Linked DNA regions of Mus musculus: region 2 is linked to region 1. A link is a loop called in an ENCODE intact Hi-C map of the cell type or tissue named here. Cell type or tissue: heart. All regions are shown on one strand.

Region 1 (8,000 bases):
AGTTTTTGTTAATTGTTGTCATTGGGATGCTGGTTTTTAATTTTGTTGTTTGTGTTCTCAGTAGACTTCACTTTTAAATAATAATGGCTTTGTATTTCTTTCCTCAGTTTTTCTGCTATGCTCAGTCCTCTCTTCAGCCCAAAATAGTGTTTCCTATATTTTCTTTAGGGTTGATTTGTTGGATATAAATTTTTGAAAGGCAGTTTATAATGTGAGAAGGTTTTCTTTTTCCTTTCTCATGGCAGAGAGTTTTGCTGGGTATATTACTATAGGCAGAGAGTTTTGCTGGGTATATTACTATACTGGCTGTCATAATCTCTTAGGGCTTAGAATGCATTGTCCCAGGTTCTTTTGGCTTTCAAAATTTCCATTGGGAAATCAGCTGCCATTCTGATGGGTTTTCCTTTATACATGACTTCTTTTTTCTTGCAGCTTTTGATACACCTTGTTATGTATACTTAATGCTTTAACTATGATACATCATGGGATTTACTTTTCTGGTGGTGTCTATTTGGTGTTCTGTTGGCTTCCTGTATCTGTACGATGTGCTTTTCCTTAGTTTGGGAAAGAGGTCTTCTATGAGCTTGTTGAAGATTTTGATCTATGACACTGACTTGGGATTCTTCAGCTGTAGTTTGAAGATTTGTTTTTTCATGGCATCCTGCATTTCCTATATGTTTCTTTCCCTGTGTTTAATTTTTTCTTTATATTCCTTGCTTATTTCGTCTAGGTCCTCTACTTTATTTTTGAGTCCTGATATTTTATCTTCTGCCTGATTCATTAGACTTAGAAAGTTTTCCTTTGAGTTTTCTGGTTGAGTTATTAAGATTTTCCATCTTTATTTCAGCTTGAGTTCTCATCTTATCATTCTTAAGTCCTGCCTGTGCTTATCACCCCCCTCTGCTTCATATTTGTGTCTTCTTGGGCATCACTCAGGTTCTCATTCTCCCTAGGCTCTTTCTCAATTCCACTGAGCTCTTTCTTCCTTTCTTCTTTAAACTTCTTGAATTCTTTGATGAAGATTATGATTATTTAAAAAAAATTCTGTGTCTTGGCATACATGTAGGTAATTCTCATTGGTAAACATTTCTACAGGACTAGTAGATGCTGGAGAGAGGATGCTACCTTGATGTTTCACATTGTTGGTATTTTTGTAATCAGATTTTGCCAATGACCACCCTTAGCGTGGAGAGGGGATCTGAGAGAAGGGGTGTCTGGGAGCAGTGAAAACAAATGACTCGAAGTCAAACCATGGGTTCAAGCTTGCAGCCTAGGTTCTGCTGAGGTGGCTTTCCAGACTACTTTCTCTCTGTGTGTTCTGCTCTGCTCTAGACGGCTTTTTCTTGCTATTCTCAAAACTTTCTGGTTGAGACAGCTCTCTCTGCTAGTAAAAATTCTAAAAGCTATCTGGATAGCTCATGGATTTTCTGACCAAAGTCAGAAAAGCTGCTGTAAAAAAAAATCATTGGATCTTCCAACCAAGTCAAAAAATTCTTGAAGAGCTGTTTTAAGCTCTCTGCAGATCTCCAGACAGCTCGGCTCTCAACAGAGAAAGTTCTAAAGAAGAGCTGCTATTGCTTTCTGCTAGCTCATTGCATGCAGACCAAAGTCTAGTTTTCTCTTTACATATCACTTCAGTTATTTATTCCAGATTCCCTTTTGATTGCCCTATGATTCAACATCCTGTGAACCCAGCCCCTTAATTCTTAGGATACAGTAAGCACACATTTTCTTTTAACATTGCAAAAGAATTCAGAGAGACCTGCCTGCCTCTGTGAAGCATAGATGCTAAGCTGGTTGGGTGGGACCCTGACCTGAAAGTACCATTTCTACCACACCTGGGCCTAACCTTGCTCTGTCACAGGCTCCTCAAATTCCTGAACTTAGGAATTTGTCTGTTTTTGTAAACATAAACCAAGTAAACTTAAGTTGGGTTTCCTGCATATTTGAGAAATCATACATTTTTGTGTTTAGATTTCTTCCCCAGTCTTGAGGGCTGTCCTGAAGGTCCCAGTGTTTACCATTTTGCTGATTCATTACCCATACCTTTGCCTCCCGGACTCCATGTTATCTAATTATCAAAGAGTCATTAACAGGGAGGATGTTCCTTAAAGGAGGAATGTAAAATATGTACATTATACAAATAAACTTTATACCCACAGCAGCAATCGACACTCTTGGAGGCCTATGTCTGCTGGACCTGTCCCAGGGCAGGAACCATGTCAATATGTCCCCACCAAGGCCATGCTGGACTTGGCAAGATCTGGATACATAGACTTCTTTTGTTAGTTCTAAGTCTAATATGGACAGATCAGGTTGGGGCAGAAGAGATGATATTTGGACAGGTTGAACCAAGAGGTTGGAAATGGCTCGGATGAAATGAAGTTAGGTGGACAGATGACTGGTGTACAGGATGTACCTACTAAGTCCAAGTCTGGGGTGCTGGCGTAGATCTGGATGGGTGGAAGGGTTTGATGTAGCATGGGAAGAGCTTGGGCATAGGAAAATAGGTAAGGCAGGTCCTAGCAGAATTCTAGAGATCAGTTGTGGCATAGATAGTGGAGGTCAAACTAGATCAGAATACTGGCTATGGAGTCTGGGCTACATATAGCTGGTTGGGGAGAAGGCATGGATAGGAGGGTCAGGGAAACTCCCTGTTCTAGACCCTGGAGAAGGAAATGGGAGTTCTAGCCGTGTGGGCAGATTGGATGTAGTCCAGAAGGACTTGGGGGGGGGGTGCTCCAGGGCCTTTGGTGACTTCTGGTTTACTTATTGTTTTCTTCTGTAGAGGAAGTTAGTATCCCCCTCACCAAAGTTGCCCTTCAGGCCCAACACCACCCTGCCTGTCTGTAGGTAGCCACAGATAGCTCCTGAGAGACATCCTATTGTACACTGACCCAGAATGAACAGTTTGAGACAAGGGTGCCAGGAAGTTCAAATCCAAAGAGCTCCCAGGTGGTAGGTAAGGAACTATAGACTATTCTGCAATCTCTGGGTCCACACAAAGTCTTGATGATTAGCCACCCTGAAGGCCACCTTCAGCCCTGCCTGCACTTTGGGCTACTCCCATATCCATGCAAGGGCTCTTCAGCTACCTGGCTTCTGAACTCTCATTCATAAGCTTTGTTAAGTCTGCACATTTCTCTCATTCCTACCTGGGCATCTCTGCTCAGAATCTCTGATTGCCAGGAAACTTGACATTCCAAGCTGAGAAAGCTGCTTGTCCCTTTCTTGTCCCTGGCTACAGTTCTCCAGTCCTTCCACCTCCCCTGGATGTTGCTGAATAAACTGTTGCCTTCATTTCACTTCCCACTGAAACTCCAGACCTTATCCCAAGACTTGGAGGTGTTATATCTCAGGAGCTTCCTGTTGCCTGGCTCCACCTCAGGCATCTCCTTGAAGTCTACAACCCTTTGTAGAAAATAACAGGCTTTTCCAATCAGCACACTGTGGACATTATAATTATTGGCTTTTTCGGTCTGTCTCCCTTACTGCATTATTAACCTGCTAACTCATCACTAGATAAGTTTTGCCTGCAGGAGACAGATAAACATTGGCTAAACACAACGAAGACTGTGTTGGTTTTGATAGAATGTATTTTAGAAGGTTATTTTCTACAATTAAGAAGTTGTGCAACACAGGACACATCAGGGAAGACGAGGGATTAGACTGTGAGGGAGATTCCTGTTGGGTAGAAGGTGACATCAGGATTATCAGAATGCATATGCTGCCACCTTATGGCCTGTCTATGTCATGACAGCTTCGGCAGTCTTTTGGACTCTAATTTTAAAAATTTTACATTTAATTTTTTTAGCCTTAATTAATTTACTTTATTTTTGTTGTATATGCTCCTGTATGTGGTAGCCACAGTTGGAGACTGGGTTCTTTTAAGGGAGTCTCTGTGGTGGATTTTCACAAGATGGTCAATGAATTCCCGATAAGGAGACTTGGTGAACACAGCCTCTGTGCAGAGGTTGGGGGTGGGGGTAGGGTTAAGTTGCTGTAGGTCTTGGAAGATGGCACTGAAGATGGCTTTGGCAAAGTTGCCTAGGGTGGTAGTGAAGCCCCTGGATGATGTGGAACAGTCATCAATACTGGTGTTCAGCAGCAACTTCTTGGGCACAGGAGTAGAGATGATGCCAGTGCCTCTTAGGGAAAGGATGAGATGTGCCATCACAAGCCACAGCTACCGGTCACCTCGAATGGAACAGTGTAGTGTTCGTCAACCCTATTCCCTCAGTAACTTCTCTGCCCTGGGATGATGGCCAAGATGATGGTCCCTCTGATGGCAATGGCTACTTCTTTGGAGGATTTAGCACCAAGACCAAAGTGACCATTGTAGTCTCCAGTTGCAGTCAGAGCCTTGAATCTGGTTGATTGGTCAGCCTGAGTCTGCTCCCACACCAACACGATCTTTAGAACTTCAGCCTTTAGGGATGTGCCCAGGAAAAAGTCAATAATCTCAGATTCCCTGATGGTCAGGAAGAACAGGTGGATCACCTCCCAGGGTCTTGATCTTCATGTCCTTAACCAGGCAGCTCAGTTGGTGATGGAAATCCATTCCTTGCCTTTGGCTTTACCTCCATGAGCCCTGTGTTCTCAAGCATGAACGTGGGTCTCAAGTCTGCTGCTAAATCTGCGGAAGCTGCATAGCCTCCTATTGGCCATTTGGTGTTTTCCCAAAGAAGTGACCACTACAGGCTCTGCACTGCGTCTGGGCAGCATAATAGAGCTGGCTATGGAGGTAGGAATCTGGGTGAGCTAGTCCTGAGGGTGTGACAGGGGAGAGCTGGCCCCTGCCAGTCACCTGCAGTGAGGTGGTGTGGGCATGGGGGTGCTACTCTTCCCCACTCACCCTTTGCCACCTGCGGTAGTTTGGCACCAGGGTCATAAGAGCAGGAGAGCTGGTCCTGCCCCTTACTAGCTACAATGCTTGAGAGCTTCAATTCTCTTGGGCAGCACAGTGCAGGATACGTGGCCCTGCTTCTCATCTGTTGTGAGGTTGTGTGGGTGCGGGGAAGATGCCCTCCTTCTCCCTTACCACCTGAGGCAGTTGGGTAAGCCAGCCCGGAGGATGTGAGAACTGGAGAGCTAGCCCAGCCTCTCAACGGCTGAAACGCTTGGAGAATGAGCCCTGCACCTCGACCAGCAGCACAGTAGAGCTGATTCTGGTGGCTCTCAAGAGCATGAGAGAAAGAGAGCTCACACTGCCCCCTGCTGGCTGCAACATTGGGTGAGTTAGCTGGAGCAGTGCTGAAGAGCTCGCCCTGGTGGTGCAAGTGTGGAAGAGCAGGCAGGCTAACCAACTCAGCTAACAAGCAGGTCCAGATCCAGGGCTTTGAGTTGGCCCACCCCAACATCTACCTCATTTATGAACTGCTGGAGCACGTGAAGGGGCCAGTCCTGCAGAATAAAAGCTGCAGGATCTCCTGACACAGGGAAAATACAGGATATCTGAAAGGAGTCCTTGTGAGGATTCAGTTTTGATAGTGTAGCAAAAGCGAGAGGCGTTGCAATGACATTGCAATGCACATTTGCAAGGAAAGATGTGTGGACAAAGGGAATACCATATGGCATACTACAGCTTCTACCATGAGATGTATTCTATGTTTTGTTTTGTTTATTTTTTAAAATGTTTGTTTTTTATTTTCTCTTCAGGGGGAAGTTGCGAGTGCAGAGGGTGTATACAAAGGAAGAGGGAGATGAGTGGGATTGGGGCGCATGATTTGAAACTCAAGAAATATCAGTAAAAAGTTAAAAAAGGAAGTGAGTCCTTTTTAAAAATTCAAGGTAGGAGAAGTTTGAGGATAATTCTTTTTACAACTTAATATTTTATTTAGTATTCAAGTGTGCACAGGTGTTTCCATCAAATGCGCCCCTTATTCCTTCCCTTCCAGTTACTCCCCTGTCCAGTCCCTGAGTTTTTTTCTCCAAATTTCATTTCTTTTAGTTTTCCTTTTTTTTAAATTAAAATTTATTTTTTATTCGTTATTTTATTTATTTACATTTCAAACGTTATCCCCCTTCCCGGTTTCCCCTCTGCAAACTCCTATCCCCCTCCCCTCCCTCCTGCGCCTATGAGGGAGCTCCCCTCTCCCAACCACTCCCACCTCAGCTCACTGGCATTCCCCTACGCAGGGGCATTGAGCTCCACAGGACCAAGGGCCTCCCCTCCCATTGATGCCAGATAAGTCAATCCTGTTACACACGCAGCTGGAGCCATGGGTCCCTCCATGTGTACTCTTTAGTTGTGGTTTAGTCCCTGGGAGCGCTGGGGGATATAGTTGATTGATATTGTTGTTCTTCCTATGGGGTTGCAAACCCCTTCAACTCCTTCAGTCCTTCCCCTAATTCCTCCATTGGGGTCCTTGTGCTCAGTCCGATGGTTGGCTGCAAGCATCTGCATCTATATTGGTCAGGCTCTGGCAGAGCCTCTCAGGGGACAGATATACCAAGCTCCTGTCAGCAAGCATTTCTTAGTATCAGCAATAGTGTTTGGGTTTGGTGTCTGCAGATGGGATGGATACCTAGGTGGGGCAGTCTCTGCTCCACTCTTTGTCCCTGCATTTCCTTCAGACCGGAGCAATTCTGGGTTAAAATTTTTGAAATGGGTGGATGACCCCATCCTTCAATGAGGGCCATGCCTAACCACTGGATATGGTCTCTACAGGTTCTACCTCCCCTTTGTTGGGTATTTTAGCTAATGTCATCCACTTTGGGTCCTGGGAATGTCTTGCTTCCTTGGAATCTGGGGCTTTCTCATGGCTAACCCCAGTTCCCCATCCCCCATTGCTACATACCTCCATTCAATTTCCTGACCTTCTGTACCTCTCCCCTCTCCCCCATGCCCAGGAGTGGTATAGCTGGGTCCTCAGGTAGTACTATGTCCAATTTTTTGAGTAACCACCAGACTGATTTCCAGAGTGGTTGTACCAGCTTGAAATCCTACCAGCAATGGAGGAGTGTTCCTCTTTCTCCACATCCTCACCAGCATGTGCTGTCACCTGAGATTTTGATCTTAGCCATTCTGATTGGTGTGAGGTGGAATCTTAGGGTTGTTTTGATTTGCATTTCCCTGTGACTAAGGATGTTGAACATTTCTTTAGGTGCTTCTCAGCCATGTGAGATTCCTCAATTGAGAATATTTTTGTTTAGCTCTGTACCCCAATTTTAATAGGGTTATTTGATTCTTCAGAATCTAACTTCTTGAGTTCTTCTATATATTGGATGTTAGCCCTCTATTAGATGTAGGGTCGGTAAACATCTTTTCCCAATCTGTAGGTTGCCATTTTGTCCTGTTGACAGTGTTCTTTGCCTTACAGAAGCTTTTCACTTTTATGAGATCTCATTTGTCAATAGTTGATCTTAGATCCTGAGCCATTGGTATTGTTTAGGAAAATTTCCCCTGTGCCAAGGTGTTCGAAGCTCTTCCCTACTTTCTCTTCTGCTAGATTCAATGTATCTGGTTTTATAAGGAGGTCTTTCATCCTCTTGGACTTGACCTTTGTCTCTTATCTTTGGAGACAATAATGGATCAATTTGCATTCTTCTACATGCCGACTGACACTTGAACCAGCACCAGTTGTTGAAAATGCTGTCTTTTTTTCCCCACTGGATAGTTTTGCCTTCTTTGCCAAAGATCAGGTGTGTGGGTTTAATCCTGGGTCTTCAATTATATTTTCTGTACCAATACCCCCCCCCCCCTTTTTTTTTTTTTTTTAAAATCACTACTGCTCTGTAGTACAGCTTGAGGCCAGGGATAGTGATTCTCCCAAACATTCTCTTATTGTTGAGAATAGTTTATGCTATTCTGAGTTTTTTGTTATTCAAGATGAATTTGAGAATTGCTCTTTCTATCTCTAAGTTGGAATTTTGGGGATTGCATTGAATCTGTAGAATGCTTTTGGTAAGATGGCCATTTTTACTATGTTAATCCTGCTGATCTATGAACATGAGAGATCTTTCCATCTTCTGAGGTCTTCTTTGATTTCTTTCTTCAG
Region 2 (8,000 bases), 220 kb before region 1:
TCCAGGGGCACTATGCTGTAATGAACAACCCCACCAGACAGCCTTTGGCCCTGAATGTGGCTTACAGGTATAACACACTTCTCTGGGTTTCGGTTCTAAGCTGTTTTGTTTGCTTTCTAAGTGTCTTTGTGTTTCAGGCGCTGCTTGCAGATTCTGGCTGCAGGACTGTTCTTGCCTGGGTCAGTGGGCATCACTGACCCGTGTGAGAGTGGCAACTTCAGGGTACACACAGTTATGACCCTAGAACAACAGGTATTAAGACAACCACGAAATGAGTGGGGTTCTGGCCAGAAGGCCAAGGACCAGGGGACCTGTTTCACACGGATGTTAGTCATGTATAGTCTATTTATTTTGGCTCATTTCCCTCTCCTTGTTCTTCAGGATATGGTCTGCTACACAGCTCAGACTCTGGTTCGAATTCTCTCCCATGGAGGCTTTAGGAAGATCCTTGGCCAGGAGGGGGATGCCAGCTGTAAGTTATCTCTGTGGTGTGGTTCAGGGGTTCTGAACTATAGAGAAGCCGTATCTAAAGGTGGTCTAATATTAATGAATATAGCTTATCTTGTTTACTGGGATATTTGTATGAAGTGGGTTTTATCCCTGTTTCTTCTAGATCTTGCTTCTGAAATATCTACCTGGGATGGAGTGATTGTGACACCCTCAGAAAAGGCTTATGAGAAGCCACCTGAGAAGAAGGAGGGGGAGGAAGAGGAGGAGAACACAGAAGAACCACCTCAAGGAGAAGAAGAAGAAAGCATGGAGACTCAGGAGTGACCTTCCCTTTACTGTTTCTCCCCAAGGGAAGAGAGGCTAAGCCAGCCACCATGGGGCTTTAGATGGCGGCATTTCTGTGGCATAGGGAGACAGCAGGAAGGGAAACAAACTGAAAAGAAAAAAACGCTACTGTTTCGATAGTGGCCAAGCAGCTAGAAGTCTCCCATTTGTGACTGCGTATGCCCTCTGTCCGTCTGTGAGGAAGCAGAATGCCACACATTCCCAATATTTAAACCTAACCACTCCCAACCAAGTACTTTGTGTTGAAATGCTGTAAACGGTCATTGAGTATCTGGGAATTTTTTTTTTTTTTTCTAAGAAAAATGATTAAAGTACTTCCTACTAGGGCTTTTGGTTTTATTTTTCTTCAATATGTAGCAACTACATTTGGCTTCTATAACCTCAGTAGAATTCAAGTTGAGTCTTTTATTATAAACATTGAGATTGCTGTTTTAAATTATATAAATTGAAAGTAATAGATTCCTAGGATACCATTGTGATGGCTAATTTCTTCAGCTTGGCCTAAAATAACCTGAAATTTCTGCAAAGGATTAACCCTAAATGTGGGGTGAAAGCATCTTATGAGCTCAGTGCATGGACAGAATAAAGGGATAAATGGCAGAGTCCAGCATTCCCTTCTCTTGGAAGCTTGATCACCTCACATTCTCATGTCTCAAAATAGGCCCCAAAATATGCATCAGTGTGACCATGTCCTGAACCCTTTGAAACCATAATAAAATAAATTTTTTTGTTAAAATAACCAGTACAAGCATTTATTTAATAATGTTGAGCAATACTTAATATTAACATAGTCAAGCCAGGGTGGCCAAGAGGATAAATTATTTACCTTGACTTTACCTAAGTCCTCAGTTGTAAACAAAGTGGAGTTACAGGTAAAGGAAACTGCCCAGCCCCAGTAATAGGAGTAACAGGATGGTTAACACTGGCTGGCTAAGCCTGGAAAGGATGGCGCTTAAATATGTAACTTTTAAATTTTATTTTATGAGGATGGTTGTTTTGCCTGCATATATATCTGCATCATATGTGTGTGTGTGCTGGGCCAAAAGGCCAGACAAGGGCATTGGGTTCCCCTGGAGCTGGAGTTAGAGGCTGCTGTGAGTCACCATGTGGGCGCTAAGCACTGGACGCCATCTGGAAGAATCACCAGTGTTCTTAACCATTGAGCCATCCCTCTAGCCCTTAAAATATGTAGTCTAAACAAAAAAAAAAATCGCAAAAGCTTAGGACTCTTAGCTGTCAAGGCTCTGCCTTGACCTTGGATCCTCGCTATCTGGCATGCTCTCCTTGGGTAGCAATGAAGGCAACAGTTGCGAAACTTGTTAATAGGAGTTAACCTAAACATTATAGAGTGTAAGATGATCCTGGAAAGGTTATTACCTTCTGAGAGGAACTGTGGTGAAGCAGAGGGGGAGAAATAGGAGTATACTTTCTCACTAAATCTGGTGTTTTCTCAATTTTCTACCACACGATGCCTAATTTACTTAGTATTCTTTGGGGGAAATATATAGAGGCTTGAGCCCGGCACTCTGACACATGCCTATTATAATCCCAGCATTCAGGAGGCTAAGGCAAGAGGACATGTTTGAGGCCAGCCGGGACTACATACTGAGATCTTGTCTCAAGATTAACAAAACCCAAAAGGTAGAGGCTCTTTCTTGGATGGACAAGCTGTGATGGAGGTTCTTTAGGAAATAGTCCTGCCGTACGCATGTTTCTTGAGGCGGCTACATGAATGAGTACATAGTGCAAAAAAAATCAAAGGTCTACAGAGACTTTCCTGGAATCTTCTCGTGTCTACCAGACAAAGCCGTTGGAGAATTGTACTTGTATACTCAGGTCACGGGCCCGTGCTTATTTGCTTGGAGAACCAGGAGGGTAAACTCCTGAATCCAGCATAGCTCTCCTGCGAGCTGTTTCCTTGGCCACGCTGTGGTTTAACCGCCTTAGTCGTTCCTGTAAGACAGGAAGATGGGGAATCTAATGACTGCTGTAAAAGGTTTTAACTGAGTCCCCTCTGCCCCTGTCCCCAGACTGTTTTTTCTCTGTGTAGCCCTGGAACTTGCTCTGTAGACCAGGATGGCCTCAAACTCAGAAATTTGCCTGCTTATATGTCCAGCTGGCTTTGGCTCTTTTCAAGCCAGCCCTTTACGTTAAAATGGACTTGTAAATGACAGCCACTAGAAGTTAAGAATTAGAAGTTAAGAATTGGCACTTGTCTAGTTTGAGGCCTAGTAATGGGGTGAGGGGAATATGGGCCTTTATTATCAGATTAGTTAACACCACTCTTTTCCCCCATAGTTGCTTCACAGTGTTGAAGACATAAAGCAGGATAAACAAGAAGAAATTTTTTTGAAAGAGGGTCATGCTATGTAGCCCTAGCTGATTTGATAGTCCAGGCTCTGCTCAAAGTTCAAGCCATCCTTCTTGCCTTAGCCTACCAAATGCTGAAACTACAGCATGTACCACCATGCACTGCTGGGATTATTATTATTATTACTATTTTATTATTTTACCTGTGCATTCTGTAAAATATTGTTGACCAAGACAACTCGTCGCCTGGCATTAAGCAGCTTCTTAACATAGGGGTCCAGATCCAGGGCCACTTTCTGATCCTCATTGATCCGGCACAGTTCTGGGAAGAGGAAATGGGCAACCAACATCTAATGGCTCATTTTTTGTTCTTAGGGAATGGAAGAGAGGAATGGGATGAAAAATACTCTTGCAGTCTTGTGTGGGCCACAGACACCTTCCCTTCTTCCATTCTGTCCTAAAATATCCCCAGAAATTGGAGTCCTTGGGTAGTTCTGATATTGAGAAGCAAGTGACAGAAACTTAGCCTAAAACCTGGGGAAACAAAGTTCCCGAAAGTGAGATCAGGGATTCTAGGTATCCTGGCTGCTCACTCACCTGTAGCTAGGTTGTCAATTTGTTCCCGGAGCTCTACTTGGCTTTCTCTGCAAAGTGGTACAAAAGTCTACAACGGTCAGTGACTGGGACGCGGGAAACGAATTCTACTTATTCCCCAAATACTGAGACAAGCCAACCTCAACTTCAAGGCCTCACCCAGGCCCTTCCGCCTATTTACCCAGTCTCAACATCAGTGTCTCAAGAATGTATCTAGTATTTCTTCGGGGCCCCGCCCCTACAAAGCCAGTTCCCTAGGCCCCGCCCCCAGCAACCCGGTCCTGCACCTGACCGCGTGCACGTGAGAGTCGAGCTGCTGCACCGCGGGTCGCAGGAACTCCAGGAGCCCCTCGGCAAAGAGGTCGCGGCCTGTGGGCCCCGCCACTGGGGTCCCGGCCCCTGACACAGCAGCGGAACCAGCCGCGGCCATCGCGAACTGCCCTGACGCCCTCAGCCTGCCGCGAGGGTCGCCGGGAACTCCAGACCGCCGCTGTGCACCGCGAGAGGGCGCTTAGATATACAGCCCAGACGGCAGTGGGATAGCTGGGAAATGGAGTCCTCAGTGAGCCCCGGCAAGCGGGCCGGGACCAGAGCCTCTTCTTCCATGGGCCTGTAGGGGGCGGATCTAGACTTCTGGAGATAGATTGCCCTGTAACTATGTAAACCAGGCTGATCTTTTCTTTCTTTCTTTCTTTCTTTCTTTCTTTCTTTCTTTCTTTCTTTCTTTCTTTCTTTCTTTCTTTCTTTCTTTCTTTCTTTCTTTCTTTTCTTTCTTCCTTCCTTCCTTCCTTCCTTCCTTTCTTTCTTTCCTTTCTCTCTCTCTTTCCTCCTCCTCCTCCTCTTCTACTTCTTCTTCCTCTTCTTCCTCTTCCTTCTTTCCTTTTTAAAAAAGATTTATCATATGTAAGTACATTGTAGCTGTCTTCAGACTCGCCAGAAGAGGGCATCAGATCTCATTACAGCTGGTTGTGAGCCACCATGTGGTTGTTGGGATTTGAAGGTTGCTGTGTTTTGAACTCAGGAGCAGTTAGTACTCCTAACCGCTGAGCCATCTAAGTGCTATTGTCCATAGCCTTCTCCATGGGAATTGATGAGAAAGCCATGTAATATTCATGTTAAGGGTTCTTTCTTTTCTCTCTCTTCCTCTCTCCCACTCCCTCTTTTTTTTTTTTTTTTTTTTTTTTTGCCCTCTCCCCATCTATCTCCCTCTCCCTCTTTCTTGCAGACAGGATTTCTTTGTGTGGCCCTGGCTGTCCTGGAACTCACTCTGGCTGCCCTTGAACTCCAGTGCTGGGATTAAAGGTGTATCCCACCACTGCCCTCGAGTTTTATTTCTAAAGATTTGCTATTTTTGTTAGAGAAAGTCCTGCCGTGTTACCAAGGCTAGCCTTGAGCTCACAAGCTCTGTTTTTTTTTTTCCATTTTTTATTAGGTATTTAGCTCATTTACATTTCCAATGCTATACCAAAAGTCCCCCATAGCCACCCACCCCCACTCCCCTACCCACCCACTCCCCCTTTTTGGCCCTGGCGTTCCCCTGTACTGGGGCATATAAAGTTTGTTTGTCCAATGGGCCTCTCTTTCCAGTGATGGCCGACTAGGCCATCTTTTGATACATATGCAGCTAGAGTCAAGAGCTCCGGGGTACTGGTTAGTTCATAATGTTGTTCCACCTATAGGGTTGCAGATCCCTTTAGCTCCTTGGCTACTTTCTCTAGCTCCTCCATTGGGAGCCCTGTGATCTATCCATTAGCTGACTGTGAGCATCCACTTCTGTGTTTGCTAGGCCCCGGCATAGTCTCACAAGAGACAGCTACATCTGGGTCCTTTCGATAAAATCTTGCTAGTGTATGCAATGGTGTCAGCGTTTGGATGCTGATTATGGGGTGGATCCCTGGATATGGCAGTCTCTACATGGTCCAACCTTTCATCTCAGCTCCAAACTTTGTCTCTGTAACTCCTTCCATGGGTGTTTTGTTCCCAATTCTAAGGAGGGGCATAGTGTACAAGCTCTGTTTTAAGTCTTTCAAGTGCTGGAGTTACAGGTCTGTGCCACCATGACAGGATTTAAAGTTAAGGGTTTTTTGTTTTGCTGAAATTTTTGAGGGGGGCTTGAAACCAGGGCCTTGTGATTGCTAGACAAATGTTCTGCTGAGCTATAGTCCTACTGTACCTTCCCTCTACCCCCACCTCACTTTTTGAGATAAGGTTTCACTAAATTGCCAGATTGGACTTGAATTTGCTTTGTAGTACACACAGGCCTTGACTATGTATGTGATCCTCCTGCCTCAGGTTCAGGCTTATACCAGCTTTAGCTTCTAAAGTTGTTTTTGATTTGTTTTTCAGTTTTATTTTGTGTGTGTTCATGTGTGTGTGGAAACCTTTGCCATGGCATATGGGTAGAGGTCAGAGAACAATTTGTGAGAGGTCAATTCTCTCCTTCCATCATGTGGGTCCCCAGCATTGAACCTTCAGGTTTGGCAGTAGGCCCCTTAACTTTCAGAGCCATTTTGCTGGCTCTACCTTTTTGCTTTGTTTTGTTTTTTGGTGTGTATATGCAGGTGTGAGGAAAGGTATGTACATATTAGGTTCCTAGGGAGATCAGAGGAGTTGGTTACAGGCAGTTGTAAGCTGCTGACAAGGGTACATGGAACCAAACCAGGTCTCTGAAAAAGCATCATGTCCTAAGCCATTGCTTCAGCTCTCTGACAGATTGCTGTAAAAATCACTACTTGAAAACTAGGTGCAGGTGTGTGTGTGCCTGCGTGTGAGAGTGCTCAGAGACAAAAAATCCCCTGGGGCTTTGAAGACAGGAGTGTTGGATTCCCTAGAGCTGGAGTTAACAGGAGCTTCCTGATATGGGAACCCATCTGGAGACCTCTGCAAGAGCAGTAAGTACTCTTAAATCACTGAACCATCTCTTTAGCTTTTTCTCACCCAAGAATATTCTTAATGGCATCAAATATGCACAAAATTGTATATGCCTTAAAGATAAATGGATTTAAGAGTGAAACCCAGATATAGACTAGGACAGGGATGGCTAGGGTACTGGTTAGTTCATAATGTTGTTCCACCTATAGGGTTGCAGATCCCTTTAGCTCCTTGGGTACTTTCTCTAGCTCCTCCATTGGGGGCCCTGTGTTCCATCCAATAGCCGACTGTGAGCATCCACTTATGTGTTTGCCAGGCACTGGCATAGCCTCACAAGAGACAGCTATATAAGGGTCCTTTCAGCAAAATCTTGCTGGCGTATGCAATGGTGTCAGTGTTTAGAGGCTGATTATGGGATGGAAGGATGTTTTTGCTACACAAAATAACCCAGCCTCCAAAGAACAAATATATGGTTTCATTTATATGAATGGTCAAATTCATGGAGATAAAAATGCAGGACAGGGCTGAAGTTGTGGCTGTGTGAGGACACTTGCACAGCATGCCTGAGGCTCCAGGTTACCTGATTCTCAGCACTGGCAAACACCAAAAGCAGGACTGGATTGGGAGGAGTGGAGAATACAATTGCATAGTGGGTAAGAGTCCCGGCCTGGGAAGGTACATGATCATGCATTTGCTGCTACTGAACTGTATACCTAGATACAAGAGGTAAACTGTCTTATGCACTTTTATTATATCCTGTTTTTGAGGCAGGGTCTGTGAAGCCTGGGCTGGCCTGGAACTCAAGAGAGATGAAGCACACAGAGGGAAAGCAGATATTCAGAGCTGCCACAGCCACTGGAGATTCAAAGTCCTATTGTATCACCAGTCCGAGGTCCAGATATTGTTGAAAAGGGCATTGATCAAGTTCACTGAATAGCAGAGAAATCGCTGTGCTCCTGTTTGTTGACTGTGCTAGAGGTCTTGCTAAAGCAGTTTATGGCAGGTGGCCCACTCAGTATGCTGCTATAAAACAGCTTGGACACTGGATGACACTGCCAGTTCTGCATCCCGGAATCTTAAACATGGAGAAGCCACCAGAGCCAGAAAGCAGCACTGTCTCCTGAAAGTTTCTCCAGCCTTTTCTGTCAGATGGCAAAGGAAACATTTCAAGAGCCCCAGCTCTATTTTTACTGAGTAGACAAAAAGGGTTAATATAGCATTGTGAGGGTATCCTTCATTTGAGACAAGGTTTCATTGTTCGCCCCTGGCTGTCTTGGAACTTTCTTTGTAGACCTAGTGGGCCTTGACCTCATAGTGGTGCACTTGAGGCCTGCAGGTAACATCTGGACTATTTAGTTTTCTTAGAGAAAAATGTATCAAAATGTTTAAAAAGTATGAAAAGGGGCAGGGCATGGTGGCTCACACCTTTA

What was found. A loop is a pair of places that touch in the nucleus more often than their neighbours do. Peaks named below come from ENCODE experiments on the same cell type or tissue, not always from the same donor. Only the 100,000 strongest peaks of a DNase experiment are listed, where the experiment ranks them.
Region 2: it touches region 1 in a loop (6-fold over the local background); 11 of 42 quality-filtered maps call a loop at or near these places.

What each region holds. Positions count from the first base shown.
Region 1 is chr3:90,705,025-90,713,024 of GRCm38, forward strand. No RefSeq gene overlaps it. Among named protein-coding and RNA genes, the nearest start is that of S100a9, 13 kb to the left of the region's middle. In heart, a CTCF peak has its summit at 3,746 (motif pointing left); a DNase peak (open chromatin) is centred at 5,227.
Region 2 is chr3:90,486,846-90,494,845 of GRCm38, forward strand. It overlaps Ilf2 (interleukin enhancer binding factor 2), which reads left to right. Exons shown (of 14, transcript NM_026374.3): 11 at 6-67; 12 at 138-252; 13 at 382-472; 14 at 614-1,534. The coding sequence ends at 774. It overlaps Snapin (SNAP-associated protein), which reads right to left and starts at 4,168. Exons shown (of 4, transcript NM_133854.3): 1 at 3,987-4,168; 2 at 3,703-3,749; 3 at 3,309-3,427; 4 at 1,181-2,748. The coding sequence starts at 4,129. The coding sequence ends at 2,647. In heart, CTCF peaks have their summits at 4,285 (motif pointing right) and 4,640 (motif pointing right); DNase peaks (open chromatin) are centred at 4,196 and 4,656; H3K4me3 peaks cover 1,165 bases; H3K27ac peaks cover 878 bases.